2 separate regions of the Homo sapiens genome follow, and region 1 is linked to region 2. A link is a loop called in an ENCODE intact Hi-C map of the cell type or tissue named here. Cell type or tissue: sigmoid colon. All regions are shown on one strand. Each heading gives the region's core, and the rest is flanking DNA. Links, peaks and the distances in the headings are about the cores only. Region 1 has its middle 78 kb from the start of LINC01422. Region 2 has its middle 120 kb from the start of LINC01638.

Evidence for each region. A loop is a pair of places that touch in the nucleus more often than their neighbours do. Peaks named below come from ENCODE experiments on the same cell type or tissue, not always from the same donor. Only the 100,000 strongest peaks of a DNase experiment are listed, where the experiment ranks them.
Region 1: it touches region 2 in a loop (3-fold over the local background); 2 of 110 quality-filtered maps call a loop at or near these places.

What each region holds. Positions count from the first base shown.
Region 1 is chr22:26,977,183-26,985,613 of GRCh38, forward strand. No RefSeq gene overlaps it. Among named protein-coding and RNA genes, the nearest start is that of LINC01422, 78 kb to the left of the region's middle. In sigmoid colon, for the core only: no CTCF peak of the experiment used is centred there; DNase peaks (open chromatin) are centred at 4,109 and 4,549.
Region 2 is chr22:27,102,291-27,110,660 of GRCh38, forward strand. No RefSeq gene overlaps it. Among named protein-coding and RNA genes, the nearest start is that of LINC01638, 120 kb to the right of the region's middle. In sigmoid colon, for the core only: no CTCF peak of the experiment used is centred there; DNase peaks (open chromatin) are centred at 3,471, 4,840, 5,711 and 6,621; H3K27ac peaks cover 191 bases.

The DNA.
Region 1 (8,431 bases), core at 368-8,367, 120 kb before region 2:
TCCATGAGAGCAGAGACATCACTTATTCTTTCCTATGTCCTAGTCCTTATCACAGTGCCTGGCACAGAGTGGCACTCAATGGGTCCAAAATTGTGGTAGATTTTGAATGCTGGGCTAAGTAACTGTAAGGAGTTGAAACCAGCTTCACCAACTGATCTCCTTCTGACAGCTGTGGACTCCCAGAGGGACGGCATGGAGGGAACTTGCAAAGAGACGCCAGCACGAAACAGCTTGGAGGTACTTGACAATTTTCCCTTATCTCCAATCCACGTTGCCTGGCCAAGTTGTTCATGAAGGAGGCCTTATGATGCATCTCAAAAAAGCAACCCCAGCCTATCAATCACTCAGCAAATTTTGGAAGGAAAAACAGATATCAAAAACGAAAGTGCACAGTGGTAACATATGATATCAGATCCGTCATTCTTTACAGCAACATGGATGATGACGTTTGGGAAACAGCAGTTGTACCCAAAAGATAGACAGGCAGTTTTGACATATCTTGCCAGAGAAGGATCACCCACCTCATCCCGGTATCCCCACCTTCCCAACCCGATCACAAAGAATGACAGAATTACAAACAATCAGGCAGATAGCAGAAGCTGCGGACATTTGGGGGTGGGTAGTAACCACAAGATGAAGTTCCAGGGAACCAGGTATCAGCATATTCTCAGTCTAGGCAAGGGGGTGGCTGCCTACAAGGTGAGATTTGGTAGGCTCTGGGAGGACTCACTTGCCTCCAATAATGCTTTCAGTGGTCTGTCCAGGGTGCTGAATTGGCACCGCTCAGGGTTAATTAGTGTTGGCAAGGAGTCTAACAGGTGATGGTTATCAGCCATTGGCTCCTTTGTGAGAGTGAGTTTATTGTGAGCTAATAAAGCTGGAGTAGGGAGTAGATATCTAGAAATTACAATCATAAGCTTACAAAGGCCAGTTGATAACATAAGCAAGTTATAAGGCAATAGGGAGTGGTGGGGATTGTGGTTAAGTTGAGAGTACAGGCTCCACCTAAAAAGGGAAGCCACCACCCAGTTTCAGCTGTTTGAGGCCAGGTGGAATGTGAGACTGGCGATTTTAATCATAATTTATAGGAGGAGCTATACGCCTCTTTTATGTGAGATCTCTTGGTTTTAAATCCTGGCAACTAATTTTAATGTGTTCTAGGCTAACTCCTTATCTTAAGGCGAGGAGATCCAGGCCCAGAGAGGGGAAGAGACTTGCTCATAGCAGCTCAGAAAGTTGGCTTCAGGGTAGGGACTGGAATCCCATTGACTGACTCCCAGTTTAGTGCTCTTTCCTCTTTACTCCAGCATGCTTTCCTCTTCAACAGGAGAAGTCTTTCCTCTCTGACCCCTAAACTTAGAAAATACGAGTGAAGGGAAGAAACAGAGTTGGGGAGATGTCTGAGCAAACCAATTCTAAATTTTACAAGAGCACAAGATAGCCACAATTATTTCATCACACTCTAGCTCAGCTGAAGCTCCAGGCTGAGAGGTTAGAGGCTGGAGAATGAGGATATTAGGATTGATGGAGCAGTAGGCTTTGCAAAGATATGTGCCCCTCCTGGGCCATCTGCAGAGTTCTGGGACATCCCCTTGGGAGCACCTCTGAGCTCAAAGCCAGATGCTCCCCCTTTTCCTTTTATCCTAACCAGGTTTCACAAGAACAGATCCTATTGATCCCCAGTAGTAGCAGATTCTCTTTGTAGGAGTTCTCTGGGCAAGAAAAATCAGGCAGACCATAGGGAATAATCAGCCAGGAGGTATCTGGTCTAGCCACCTACCCTACCTCAATCCCATCCTCCATCTACTCCGAGGCTTGGGGCCCCTGAGCCCTCATCCCCAAAAGCTGGAGGAATCTTTCTTCCTTGACAATGCTGGGGACAGAGTCTGCATTAGACAAATCAACAAGGCCATCTCAGAAGAGACCAAATAGGAAATAAGAGGCCCCATTGCCTAATGGGACTTATCAATTATGATCTAGGGCCATATTTCTTTGAGGGGTGATTGTTTCACGGAGTCTGACATCTCATATAGCTTTAAATTACTCACAACCGGGATGGCTTACAAGATAGCAGTAAAATCAGGAGAGGATTGGGCAATGTAATTATAGTATGGAAATGATGTTGATCACTCAAGCAGGGAGCAGACCTTGAATAGAAAACCCTGCTCTGTCTCCCCACCCCCTGCCTTCCACAGCTCCCACTGGAGCTTTAGCCACCACATCCAGGAAACCGGGAGGTAACCTCCTTCCTACTTGGAAGCTGGAAGGTGGCCAGGTCCCTATGTAGAGTATAATGAGGTGTGGGGCTGGTGTGGACCAAGGGATCAGGACCAAGGGCAGATCCCATGGGACCCATTATCAGGTTAATGGGAAAATCTGAGTCGGCAGGGCTAACCCATTACGCTAGTTTACGAAGGTAACAATTTCCCAAACGGTTAATATGTGCGAAGAACTATATTAGGATCTGAAATTTTATACATATCCTTCCTTCCTCCCTCCTTCCCTTTCTTCCTTCCTTTCTCCCACCCACCCTTTCTTTCATCCATTCATCTATCCATTATCCATCCACTCTGAAATACTTCATTTCATTTTTAATTCCCCTCCTCCTTCCTTCCTTTATCCCGCCCATCCTTCCTTTCTTTCATCCATTCATCCATTCATGTATCCATCATCCACCCATCTGTTATGAAACTATTAAATCCATCCTTTCTTTCTTCCTCCCTCTCTCCCTTCCTTCCTTCCTTCCTTTTATCTACTCATTTACTGAGTACCACCTCCATGCCAGAAAATATGTAAGGCTTTCAAGGATACAGAGATGGATTATTTCAACTATTCAGTGAGCATATACTATGTGCAAACATTGTGCTAGCATCCAGATAAGGAAAAACTCATTATTCCTATTATTCCTCAAATACTTACGGATAATTGACAAGTTTGTAGGACTACTCACTGCTCATCAAATCAATTTCTTTTTTTTCCTGAGCACACAGTTTAAGCTACATCTCCCAGCCTTCCCTGCAGTGAGGTCTGGCCATGTGACTGAATTCTAACCAAAGAAACTTGAGCAGAAGTGATGTGGGCTAGTCCCTGGCTTAGCCACAAAATCATCCTACTCTTTCTCCAACCTGCCAGCTGGGCTTCAGCACCCAGTGTGACCCTAGAAGGCCACTTGTCGAAACTTGCAGGATCATCAGGAGCCTGGGTTCTTGAATGAACAAGTGGAACAGAGCTTCTCTCTCACTCCTGATCCTCTGCTGCCCTGAACCTGCATTGCATCATCAGGTAAATAAGATAAACCTGTGCTTTTTGGGCTGAAGGGGCATGGGTATTGTCAGTTGCAGTAGTCAGCTACACTCTATACCAGGTGCCGGGAATGTAAACATACATGCAAACCTTTCCTTGGCACCTACTGTGGTCCAGGCAGCATACTGAGTGCCCGGAATGTGGAGCACAGCTCATTCATTCAAACACTTATTGTTCTAGGCTCTGGGGCTATGGAGACAGATAAATAGCAATTAATTGGTCATTTTCACAAACATTCATTAGGTAATTAGTATGTCCTAGTCTTGGAGTTAAACACTGGGGGCACAGAGGACAATTTATTCAATCATGGATTAAGTTTCCTACCACGTGCTGGACACTAGGTTAAGCATTAGGGAATCGAAGATAGACAAGACTCCTGTCCTCAAGGCATTCACCATTTGGTGGAAGAGCCACATCACATCCTGGTGGTGTAAGTACAGAAAGTGTTCAAATAGAACTTTTTATGAGGTTGTGTGGTAACCCAGGAAATGATCTCTACTTGGAGCTGAGAAAGAAGAGGTGGGAGCAGGGAAGATTTCAATAAGTGGTGGTTTTATATCTGGGCAGATAATAGGTGGAAGGGAAATCCAGGCAGAGGACACAGCATGTACTAAGGAGGTGTGTCCTGGGATCAATGAGTTCTGCGTGACCGGAGCTCAGAGACAGGTGGCAAGGACAGAAGCAGGTGAACAGGGTGGCAGCCTGACTCCAGGGCAGATGCTCTTCTCTTTCTCCCTGCAGTGTTTGTGTGATTGGAGCTAGCAGGGGTCAGAGGCTAAGACTGACTCCACCTCTGGCTGAGGTGGGAGTAGACATTCTGTCTTATGCCTCTCCCACTTCCAAGGACGGCGGCTGTTTTGTTTCTCCTTTTTAAACAATACCTTTTACGGGAGCGCGAGCTCTTAATGTTATCCCACTAATATTATCTCCATTTTATGAATGAGCAAACTGATTATCAGAGAGGTAAATTACTCACTCAAATCACACAGCTGTCTGATCCCAGGGTTGGCACTTAAATGTCCAAGTGAGATCACATTCACGATGTGCTCGTGGCCCTTGCAGAGTAAGAAACAAGTTTCCAGCCCCAACAAAGATGCAGAGGCTCTGAAAGTCTCTGGGGGTGATTGACTATATTTGGCAGAGGCCAAGGAGCTTCTCCTCCCAAACACTAAACAGAACTGGCTCCACATGGAGCTGGTGTGTGTGTGTGTGTATGTGCGTGCAGTTAGGGGTATAAGGGTGGGGGAGTCCTAGCTGAGCCAGGACCAGCCCGAGCTATGCCGGGAAGGAATAAATCTCTCTCTGAGCCAACATTAATATAAGCTTGGCAGGTTCTGGGCAGGCCCCCGGTTGATTATGCCAATGGACACTGGGGAGGGGAAGATTAAGCTGCCGGAGGGTGGTGTGAATGCATATCACACAGGGTAATGCCTTGAAAATATATAGCATCTAAGCAGGCAGACAACTGAAGGCAGGGTAAAGGAGGATGGTGGGAGGTGGGGGATGGCATCTGTTTGCAATTATGATGACCAGAACCCACTGAACAAGGCTGAGGAATAAGATACCTAGGGTACCTACTTTAAGTGAGTTGCAGGAGAGCCAATTCTAAATTCATTACATGTTTACTGGGCACCTACTCAGTGCCAGGCACTAGGGGTAAAGGAGTGAATAGCCAGACACAGCCCTGCCCTCATGGAACTCATAGACCTAAGTAAGCCATCATGCCAATTGGATACATGTAACTGCAAAATGTGCATTAAGGAAGAGGGCAGAGAACAGTGAGGGCCTGTAGCAGCTTAGGTGGAGATCAGGGAGGTCTACCTGGAAGAGATGACATTTGAAAGGAGAGCTGGCCGGGTGCGGTGGCTCAGGCCTGTAATCCCAGCATTTTGGGAGGCCAAGGTGGGTGGATCACTTGAGGTCAGGAGTTCAAGACCAGCCTGGCCAACATGGTGAAACCCTGTCTCTACTAAAAATACAAAAAATTAGCTGGGCGTGGTGGCAGGCGCCTGTTAAGCCCAGCTACTTGGGAGACTGAGGCAGAAGAATCGCTTGAACCCAGTAGGCAGAGGTTGCAGTGAGTCGAGATCACACCACTGCACTCCAGCCTGGGCAACAGAATGAGACTCCGTCTAAAAAAAAAAAAAAAAAGCAAGTGTATTGGGGTTAATTGGTTCATTTTATCCCAGCACATCTGTGAGGGAATTTGACAAAGGTCATGAGGCTCAGCCCAGAATTTGAGAGCCATGGACAGCCATGTCCTAGAGAAAGAGCATGATGACCTGCATAGGAGTCTGGCTTGGAGATAGCTAATGGGAAAGATCTGAAAAGGCCAAGGGTCTATGGAGAGCCAGAGACCTCAAGACAGCATAGCAGAGCAGGTCACAGAGTAGGCTTCTTATCCCAGGGCTTTGGAGGCTAAGAAGCTGCCTTGAGCACTCATCAGCTGGAAATTCAAAAAGAAAATAACAAAAACCAAAATAAAATTTAAGATTATTTCCTTTGGAAACATCTTCTCACCTCAAGTTTGGAACGAGTGGTCTAATCTATTTGTCATGTATTAGTATGGTCATATTCAGCCAACATAGTGGTAATTATGGTAATAATGGATACCGGTAACAATAATTCATTCATTTGGTGAACAAATGAGAACTTACTATAGGACCAACACTAAACTAACAACTGGGAATAGATTGGCAGAGACTGGGATGAAGTCTGCTTCCATGGAGCCTGCTGTTTTGTCTAGGGTAATATTAACTACCCTTAGTTGAGAGTCTGCTAGGCACCATCTAAACAAGATGTGCCATGTCCCCATCCCCTTCCTTAACCTCCCAGCCACCCTCTGGAGATGGCACTCACAGCAGACATTGTTGGTCCCTGTTCAAATCCTCTTTGCCTGGTCGGTGCACCCAGCCCTGAGCTACTATGAGTGTTGGTTGCTGACTCCTCTCCCTGCTTCCCAAGATTGGCTCTAGAACTACCTTGCTCAGAAATGCCTGAGAAGTTAGGCACACTCAGGGATTGTCTGTAGTCAGTGACTAATATAGGAGCTCCCCTGTCTTCCTGGAGGGCAATATTTTGGTGTCATTCATGGTCCACAGCTCCCAGGAATCAGGCAGAGGTGAGCACTGAATTGAAACCACTACTTTGCCTGGCTTCTTCCCCTTCTCTGTTCAGTTCCCCTCATCTTTACAAGTTTTTCTCCTGAGAGCTCTCCCAAAAGAAATCTCTTGCATAAGAGTCACCAGAGCCTCAGGGACAGGACTAGGGTGAGGCAGAAGAGGCACTCAGGGCACAAAATGTAAGGAGGCTTCTACTTTCAGGGGTTGGCTTTGCACCTGTATGTGCCGGAGAGTGAGGGTTTCTTTAAATTTTGTACCCTGTGCACCTCACTTGCCATCTAAACAAGATGCGCCATACACACCCTCTTCTCCTGTCCTCACTCTGGCCCCAGTTCCAGACTTAGGTTCTCCTTAGGAAACACAACTCAAGACAGTATCTTCTATTGTACCTAATCCATAGTTGGAGACATGAAATTGGACAGACTCAGAAATTTATCCAGGATCCCACAGCTTGGAAGTGGTGGACCTCAGATAATTTGAAGTCAAATCTGATTGTATTGTCTTCAGGGAAATATGTTTGCTTATATTGGGAGCTGAGACTCAAAGGTGAGTTAAATTGAGAAAAGACATCCCAGATCTTCAAAGAGACCTCCAGTTTTATCTGGTGCAGCCACTGCCTCTAGGCACCTACGACAGTTGCTATGGCCATTTTAAGGATGAGGAAACTGAGAACCAGGTGGTTAAAAGTCAAGACTGAAGCCACACTAAAGGCTTAATTCACCCTTTCAGAGCTACCTGAGTGAGGAGGAACAGAATCAGGACTTGGATGCTCATGTCTCTGGCTTTGACACTTTGAGGTGGTCTTGAAGGTTGAGAGGGATCTGGGGGGGCAGCCGGTGGTGGGTGGTAGAAGTAGACAGTGCTGCCCAAGATGGTTGGCATGATCCAAGAAAGGCAAACCTCTACCATGGATCTGACCTGAGTTTCAGAGGAATGGGGTTGCCCTCCATATCTTTAAGCCTGGGGTGTGTACCACTGTCTGTTGGCATGGGATTTATTCTCTGCCTGTAATCCATGCATGGCCTTGTAACTGCCTCTCTGCTAAGTACTGACACAATCAGGTCTCAAGGAAAAACGGTTTTCCTTTGCTCACCTCATATTTATCTTATTATGATCTGTCCCTGCAAATAGAGCAGCTGATTGTGCTATTATAATGATGGCTTAAGATGTCCCCTCCTTTTCTAGTTCAGTTTCTAAGCGGAATTACCTGTTAAACCTGCCATCTTGGAGTTGCTAAAATGGAAATACAGGAAGAAAGGAATTAACCTGTGGAATGGAGGATCAGTAGGCTGGAGGGGGAACACCTGGGTGTGTGATCTTTGGCCAGTCATGGCTCAGTCTGGACTATAGTTTCTTCCTCTGTAAATTGGTGGGAGGGAGGCTCTGTCCAACCCTATTTTCTCTCTCCATCCTTCTAGATGATCCCACCTCCCCAAACTCTATGGTCTTCTGGATGTGCAAGATATGTGCACTGGTGATGCACGCGAGCCTAGGAGGGGGTAGATTCCAGAATATGAGTTTCTGGGGCCTCGGAAAGGAAACAGCTATTTATCATGCATCATTATACACCCTGCTGTCTGCAGATACTTCAGTGTTACTGCAGGGGATTCTCTGAATTTCTCCGCTTTTGGCTTCCCATTTTCCCCTTCCCCCAGCTCAATCCCCCATTGATCCAGTCCCCTGCACTCTGGAGGCTGTTTCAATGGAAACTTATGATCTAGATCTAAATGACTTTTAAGTCACCATTGCCTGGTTCTGTGCCAAACCCATGCAAAGGAGGAACTGCAAAATTACCTAACTTTTCAGAGTCCTGGTTCCGAATCTCTTACTCCATGCCATTCCTTACTGTGTACTGGACTGTCTTCTGCTTCCCCCAAGTTTCTTGCTCCATCTTTCCTCCCCTTGATGGCTTGATGTTTCCTGCAACATGATTCTGGATAGATTCTCAAGAAAGAGAATGAGCTGCTGTATATGAAGTTCTATGTGTCCCAAATGCTTTCAGCTAG
Region 2 (8,370 bases), core at 1-8,000:
CAGAGAGAGACTCTACCTCAAAAAAAAAAAAAAAAAAAAAAAAAAAGTGGAGCTGATCTGGTTAAAGCAGAGGGAGATTCCAGAATATTTCCCACTTGAATCTTCTCTTACCTACTTCCCACCATGGAGCTACAGAAAACATGGGCACAGAGCCTCAGGGTTCCATGGAACCCGGTTTAAAAATTGCAGAAATGTTATGTGGATCCTCCTCTGGACTTCGATGAGATCAACATACTGCAGCTTCCACCTCTTGCACGACAAAGAATCAGACTTTGGGGGAAAAGTAAAAGCTGCTTTTCCTCCAAGTTAGGGCCATGCCCCAGGTCCTTAGGCAGATGCACAAGATCCTCCAGAGTGTTCTACATCCCCAGGCTCATCTCCATCAATTTCAGCTTCCACTTTCATTTCACGGTTTCATAAGTGTCCAGGTTGCCTCTATGTGGAGCTGCTCCCCACCACTATCTGTGCCTGGCCCACTCCCCATCTCTGGAGTCTCACCTTAGAGTCCTCTCCACCAACAAGTCACTCTCGGCCTCCTCCCAACTTGGGTGTTTTCCCTGTTGCCCCAAGACCAGCTCTGAGAGCTGAGGTCAGGCCCCGCCCAGCACGTAGTAGGTGCTCAATATGTTTGTTGAATGTTTCAGCCAACAAACCAAGAAAGGCATGCATAAAAAATGTGGACATGCAAGTTCATGAACATCCATCTTCATTCTCCTGGGATCAGTAAATTCACATGAGGTGAGCAGGGAGGGGGCAGGGAGGATGGAGGGGTGGCAGGGCACCATCCTCAGAACAGCTCCAGCACACAGTAGGTGCTCAGAGAGTGTGGATTTAGAGAAAACTGTGAGCCTAGCCATGTATCCAGGAGGTTCTATAGAAGTAACACTGAGCAGGATTTGGAGATCTGAAAACATGGTCATCGGCAGTCCAAAAATGTCCCTTAAACCTCAGGGCACAGTGCCACCTGGCCCAACTTCGCCTCACACACTGAAGAAGACGGTGTAGGACATTTTCTGAATGTGCACCCTCATTCCAACTGTTTACATCATTAATTCATACGGCCCAATTTGCATCTGCACACCAACTCAATACTTTTTATGATGCAATTACTACTCAGAGATGAATTTTTTATGAGTTTCCTTTTAATGTCTCCAGGGCCTTTTATTTTGAAGAAAACCTCCTTGTGGAAAATGGCTAATCTTTCTTACAGTGAAGACTGAAAGCCTTCTGGTTCTCCCAGTCACAACCTAAATGACACTTCTTCCAGGAAGCCTTCGCTGGCCTGGATGAATGGGGAGGTAGAGCTCCCTGTGTGATGGGCAGCAAAGTAGGTTGGTGGTTAAGAGAACAAAAAGTGGGGTCAAAATAACCTGGTTTCAGGTTCTCACTGCAGCACTTAGTAGCTGTGCAAACTTGAATAAGTAACTCAATTTCTCTGAGCCCCAGATACTTCATCTCAACATAGGGTTCAATAGCCTCTCTCCTAGACTTGCCTTTAGAATGAGTGAGATCTTACAGGCTAAGTACTTGGTGCAGAGTTAGCACTCATGAAATATCCACTACTATTATTATAACACACTAGTATAACACAGCAGCTGGCAGCCATCCACACAGATAGGTTCACCTTTTTGGCCTCCATAATTCATTTGGTGGTTATGGAGATAAAGGTGCAGGTGCTCACCCTCCCCCAGAGAGATACATAGCATATCTTAGGAGTTTAATGTCCATGAGCTTTGGTATACATCAAATTGTCTTTCTTTCTTTTTTCTTGATCATCACAGTGTTGATCAGGTCTGTCTACCAAATCAGGAAGGGGAAACAGGAGGGGAAAAGGTAGAGGGAGCCCTGGGGAAGCAGTTTGCCCTGGGGTGAGGTGGTGAAGGCAGCCTGGATTTGAACTCTGCTTCCTAGAGTTTCTGAGGTCTTGGGCTGGGAGGTGCCTTCTTTCCATTTTACAGATGTAACGCTTTAGGTCCACAAAGGGGAGGGAAGGGGCTAAGGTCCTATTGCTCCTCCCAGTGCCTGGAATAATGCGTTTTTAGGGAAGCTTCCTCTGAATGTCTAAGACACCCTGGATTTCCTTTTTAAAACACTCTCCCAACTTCTCGTAAAGGCTTTTTCTTTTTCTTTTATCCTCACACTTTATACTTTATATCTATCTTTCTCTATTCTCCTTCTTTCTCTCTCTCTCATCTATCTACCTTTATCTTCTTATTTTTTATTTGACAAATAAAAATTATACACATTTATGGTATATAGCACGGTATTTTGAAATACGTATACCCTATGGAATGGCCATACCAAGCTAATTAGCATATGTATTACTGCACATACTTAACATTTATTTGTAGTGAGAACACTTCAAATCTATTTTCTTAGCAATTTTCAAGTACACAATATATTGTCATTAACTATAGTCACCCATGCTGTACAACAGATGCCTCGAATTTATTCCTCCTGTCTAACTGAAATTTTGTATTCTTTGACCAACATCTCTAAAATTTCCTTGCCATATTATTGACAAAACATTACACATTCAAAAAATAAAACATTCAAAATAAAACATTCAAGCAGCACAAAAACTCTCTCACCTCTTTGAACCCTAGTACCCCAGCTTTCTCACTAGACACCAACTTTTCCCAATTTCCTGCAGATCCTTCCAGAGACCTTCTCTACAAGAACCAATATATCAAAGCCTATCCAAGGCTCTTGTTTTGTAGAAATGGACATGAAGTGCAGTCATTGCCTGTGCCTTCACTTTTGTCACTTAGGTGTTGTTCTGTCACCATATAGGGATCTGCTTCATTTAAGGGCCACATGGTATCTCATGCTAGAATAAGCCAAATTGCATTTAACCAATCTATCAATGGACGTTTTGGTTGCTCCCAAATCTTCATCTATTACTACATTTTTGATATCTGCCTTTCCCACCTGACTGTAGACTTTATGAGGATAGTGCAGTCTGTGTCTATTTTATTTCTGTCTCTTCAAAGTATAGCATGGGGTGTCTGAAACATGGTAGGTGCTCAATAAACAGTCCTTAGATGGATGGATAAAAGGATGGATGGATGGATGGATGGATGGATGGATGGATAAAAGGATGGATGGATGGATGGATGGATGGATGGATGGATGAATGGATGGATGGATAGATGGATGGATGGATAGATGGATGTATGATGTATGGATGGATGATGGATGGATGGATGGATGGATGGATGATAAATAGATGGATTGGTTAGTTGTAGAACCTGGACTAAGTCTCTGATTCTCCTACCCCACTCTTTTGTGGCCTGAGGGACCCAGCTCTTTGACAGTCTCACCCAAGGAGGAACGCAGTACGGAGTCCCCATCTTCAGGCAGAGCCAACAGTGGAGACGAGCACATGCTGTCCCGCTGTGCTCACAGCTCCATGAGCAATAGCAGGCTCCCAACCAAAGCTCTCCCTTGGACGCTCACAGATAGCAGCGGCTTCCCAAGGCCTGCTGGGTGGAGTTGCACCACGTTATGGAAACTTCTATTTCTGCTTTATAAAAACAAAGTAGGAAAGGAAACCTGGCTCGGCAAGAGACACATGCTGGCCTCGTGAGTCATCTTTCTCCAAGCAAGACCAGAAAATCCTCCCAAAACTGGGGCTTTCACTGAGTCTTTGGCCTACATGCTTATGTTTCTCCCTCCCGAACCCCAGAGCCCTGTACACATGGGAGTTGCAAACTCAAGTGCCCCCCAGGAGACTGGCCAGAAATGTACAATAAAAAGTGAGGCCAGCACATGGCAAAATGAAGGACACTTTTCTCTTCTACACCAGCAATCTTGTGTTTTTTTTTGTTTTTTTTTTTTAATGTGAAATATCTCAACTTTTAAATTTCAGAGACCAATGAAGATATTTTTTAAAATGCTACATAGGCTAAGTCAACTTACAGAGGGCTGGCTTTGGTCAGATGGCCACCTGTGTGAGCCTCTGTTGGATGCTCTGTTGGATGTGAGAGTCAGCAACACTCGAGATCATTTATGTTTTCACCTTCTCTGTGGACTGGGACTCTCTCTGTGCAATTCTGTATCTCTGAGACCCTGCAGAGTGGGAAAATAAAGCAATTGTTGTGTGCTTTTTTTGCTTTTAATTAATGCATTGATTTTACAGATACTTATTGATCATTCCATGTATATGCTAGTCTAGGTGATGTCCGTTTTGCATCTCTTTTCTATCTTCTTTCTGCATCTGCTGCATCCTAGTGGCTATAAGCTTAAGCTCTAGTTTCAAATTGCCTGGGTTCAAATCCTGGCTCTGTCACTTACTAGCTAAGTGACCTTGGACGTGGGATTCAGCTTTTTTCCCCAAGCCTCAGTTTGCTCACTTGTGAAATAGGGGTCATTATAGTCTCTCTCACTGTGAGAACTAAATGAACTGATGTCAGGAAATGTTTAGAATACCCCCTGGCTCCTGTTCAGCTGTTGATCATCACCCATTTGCCACATTCTTGTTAAATGCCCTTTATGGGTTAAGCTTGTGCTTGGCATTAAGGTTTCTGCCACAAGCAAAGTGGGGCCCACTCCCACAAAGACTTTCTTACTAAATTCTCAAAGTAACCCCATTGTACAGATGCAAAAACTGCGGGTCAGGGAGGGAAAGTGACTTTCCTGAGGTCACACAGCTGGTCAGTGTCTGAGATGGGATTCCAATCAAGTACATCTGTCCTTCCTACCAGAACCCATGCTTCTTCTGGGCGCAGAGAGATGGAAAGGATCCCTCTTTTCCCAAGGCTTCCCTTGACAGGCAAGGAGTTGGCCTCCGTTTCTGCAAGAGTCCCTCAGACAGCTCTGATCATTTTCAAGTGGACCCAAAAAGAGAAGGGCTGGCATGTGCTCATGATCCCAAGCCTGGGAGCTTGGCACAGCACAGGCCCTTCTTACTGGGCATGGAACCAAAATTCTTAGAAGCTTCTGACTTGTTTTCTCCTTTGGATGAAGGCATAGTGCATGTTCGCTGTGTGCCTCCATGCATGCCTCGTAACAGAGAATGGTCACACACATAGGGAGTCCACAGCTGAGGGTCATGTACCTTACCTTCCAAAGCCCCAGCCCTCTGCAGGGTGCTGTCTTGCCACCTTTCCAGGAACCGTGACCTCTGGGTTAGTTGGCAGCCAACATTTACTGAGCAGTTAATGCACATCAGACTCTATTCAAAGAACTTTACATTAACAGACTCAGTCTGCACAATCATCCCCAGAGAGGTAGATGCTATGGTACTTCCATTTGACAGATGAGGACACTGAGGCCCAAAAAGCAGAAGTAACTTGCTTAAGGTCATGATGCAACTCAATGTTAGATAAAGCCAAATGTCAAAATATGAGTTCTCAGAGGTCTCTGGGTTAGAGAATGGTCTTTCTGGCTGGTGGCACTTTTATGATGTGCCTCAATATGTCTGGGACAAAGTGGCATTCAATTAACCCAGCTCCATCCACCCATCTGTCCACACACTTATGAGTCGTATGATCCTGGGTTCATCAGTTCACCTTTGGGACACTCACTTCTAAACTGCAGGCCAAAATGCCAGTACTCACCCTTGCAGGAACGAGGACCAGAACACCTGAATGGGTAGTTACCTGCTTTGGGAAAGTGACATGCTGGGTAGGCAGAAGGAAGTGTTCACACCAGTATCCCTCATCTCCATCAGGCTTGGCTCTGAGCCCAGGTCAGGCTTGAGCACAGCCAATCAGTGACTCATCCTTGCTGGGGGCATAGTCTGCTGTTGTGTTAGAAAAGCTAGACCACAATGATTAATTCAAGCATGATAAGAACGTCTGGGCTCTAACCATCTGCTACTGTGTGACCTGGGGTAAGTCCCTTCCCTCTCTGGGCCTCAGCATCTCCAGGTACTTAGACCCTATGAACTCTAGGAACATTTTAGGCTCAGACAATTGATGGAAAATTGCAAAGACTCCACGGGGGGGGGGTCTCCCTCAACTAGTTTCTCTTTGCCCTCATGTCTGGAAATCTAGTGGCAAAAATGCTTGCTCTCCTAACTAATTTGTATCCACCTCTGGCACAAAGAAACCTCAGGACTAGTTTTCTGTTCCCGCAATTAATAATATTATTGTTGTTGTCGTTGTTAATATTCACTGCATTAACTGAACTCAATGTGCTGAGTCTTTTACACCCATTGTCTCTTTGAATCCTCAAACTAATCTCTTGGGCTAGATACTATGATCCCTTTCTCTTAACAGATAAGGAAAGTGAAGCTCCCAAGACTTGATTAAGTAGCTCAAGGTCATCCTCAGTGCCAGGATCAGAAGCTGCAATTTGAACTGGGGAACTCTGGTCTAGCCTTTCAGCTCTCAGCCATGAGACGGCACACCCAGCCCTGCAGATCAAAAAACAAACTTGCCCTTCCTCGCCTGAAAACGCTCCCTCACCTTGGCCACCCGGCATGAAAACATTCTGAATCCAGACTGCCAAGAAAGAAGAATCAAGAAAAAAGGAAGAAAAGAAAAATGAAGAACGCTTTGTTCCTTGAACTGTTCTCCACAAGCATAGTCTCCGCCAGGTACATTACTTAACTGCGGAGGTGACCCCCGACACCCCCCCCCCGCCCCCACCCTGGCTGCCTCGAGCTCCCTTGGCAGCCGGGTAGTCACGTGATGCCCAGACAGCCCTGGCTGCTATTCAAGCGTGTCCATGTGAAGCAGCTCTAGCGAGCATCGCTCCCAGAGGGGGAAGGCGGGGGCCCGAGTCAGCCTTGGACAAGGCCCCTCAGCCCCGCGCCAGAGAAGCCCCTGTCAGTGCCCACTGCCCTTTCAAAGACACTGCACGCTGGGCCTGCTCCCTGCACCCTTCCTTGCCCAGGAAGCAGCAGCGCAGGCCAGATGAAATGGCGGCCACAAGGTAGCATCGCTGAGGGGCTTCTGTTCATCAGAGTTCAGCCTGGTCTCCCGGCTTCACTCATTCATTAACTCACTCACTCATTTGTTCATTCAATCACTCATTCATTCATGCATTCATTCATTCACTCACTCAGTCACTCATTCACTCATTTATTCCTTCATTTACTCCAAACTTCACTCAATCATTCACTCACCCAATTATTCACATGTTCCTTCACTCACTCACTAATATATTCACAAATTACTTCACTTACTCATTCATTTATCCATTCATTCAATCATGTATTAGTCCATTTTCATGCTGCAGATAAAGACATGCCTGAGACTGGGTAATTTATAAAGAAAAAGGAGTTTAATGGACTCTCAGTTCCATGTGGCTGGGGAGGCCTCATAATCATGGAAAAAGGCAAAAGGCACGTTTTACATGGTGGCAGGCAAGAAAGAGTGAGAGCCAAGTGAAAGGGAAAACCCCTTATAAAACCATCAGCTCTCATGAGACTTATTCACTACCATGAGAACAGTATGGGGGAAACCACCCCCATGATTCTATTATCTCCCACCGGGTCCCTCCTATGTCACATGGGAATTGTGGGAGCTACAATTCAAGATGAGATTTGTGTGGGGACACAGTCAAATGATATCAATTCGAACACAACATATCATCCACTCTTCTCTGCACTGGGGACATAACAGTGAGCAAAATAGATGAGATCTTTTTGGAGCCTCAGTCTAGCAGGGTAGATAACCATTAAACAATAAACACTTAATTATTCAATTGCAAACATGCTAAGTTTTAGAAAGGAAGAATAAAGCGTATGATCATATATAATAGGGGCCCAGCCTTTTCAGACACCCAATTACAAAAGCATAGCTCAACTCCCTTTCACTCCCCATATTGCAAAGCAGATATCTACAAGATATCTACAAGAATCATGAAGGCCTAAAAATATGTCAGTGTTGGAAGAAACATCAATGATTATCTGGCTCTTGGTGGCAAAAGGCAGTGACATGGTATGGTCAAGGGCTCAGACCTTTGAGTTGATTTCTGGGTTTGAATCCAGCTCTGCTATCAACTGCATGCCCTTGAATGAGCTATTGAAACAATTGGACTTGGTAGAGTGAGAACAAACAGAGTACTAGAGCTGTGGGGGAAGATTAAATGAGAGCCCTATGCAAATCATTTAGCATGGGCCTGCCCCTGGGCAGCAAACAGTGCATGCTACCCTCGATCATGCTCTACTTTCATTGAGCATTGGAGGAGGGAACCACATGCCTTAGGATGATCCAGTAGGAGCCTGCACTTGAACCCAGGCCTCTGGGCTCCCAGTCCAGTGCTTTTTCCAAGCACAGAAGAACCTTTGATATACAATGGAAGAACCGCCATTCTCCTGTCTCCACCTGCTGTTCACCAGCCTCTGTCATAAATGTCCCAGAATCCTCACCCAAGATCAAGTCCTGACATCCAAGTGTCCCCCACCCCAGGTGGCTG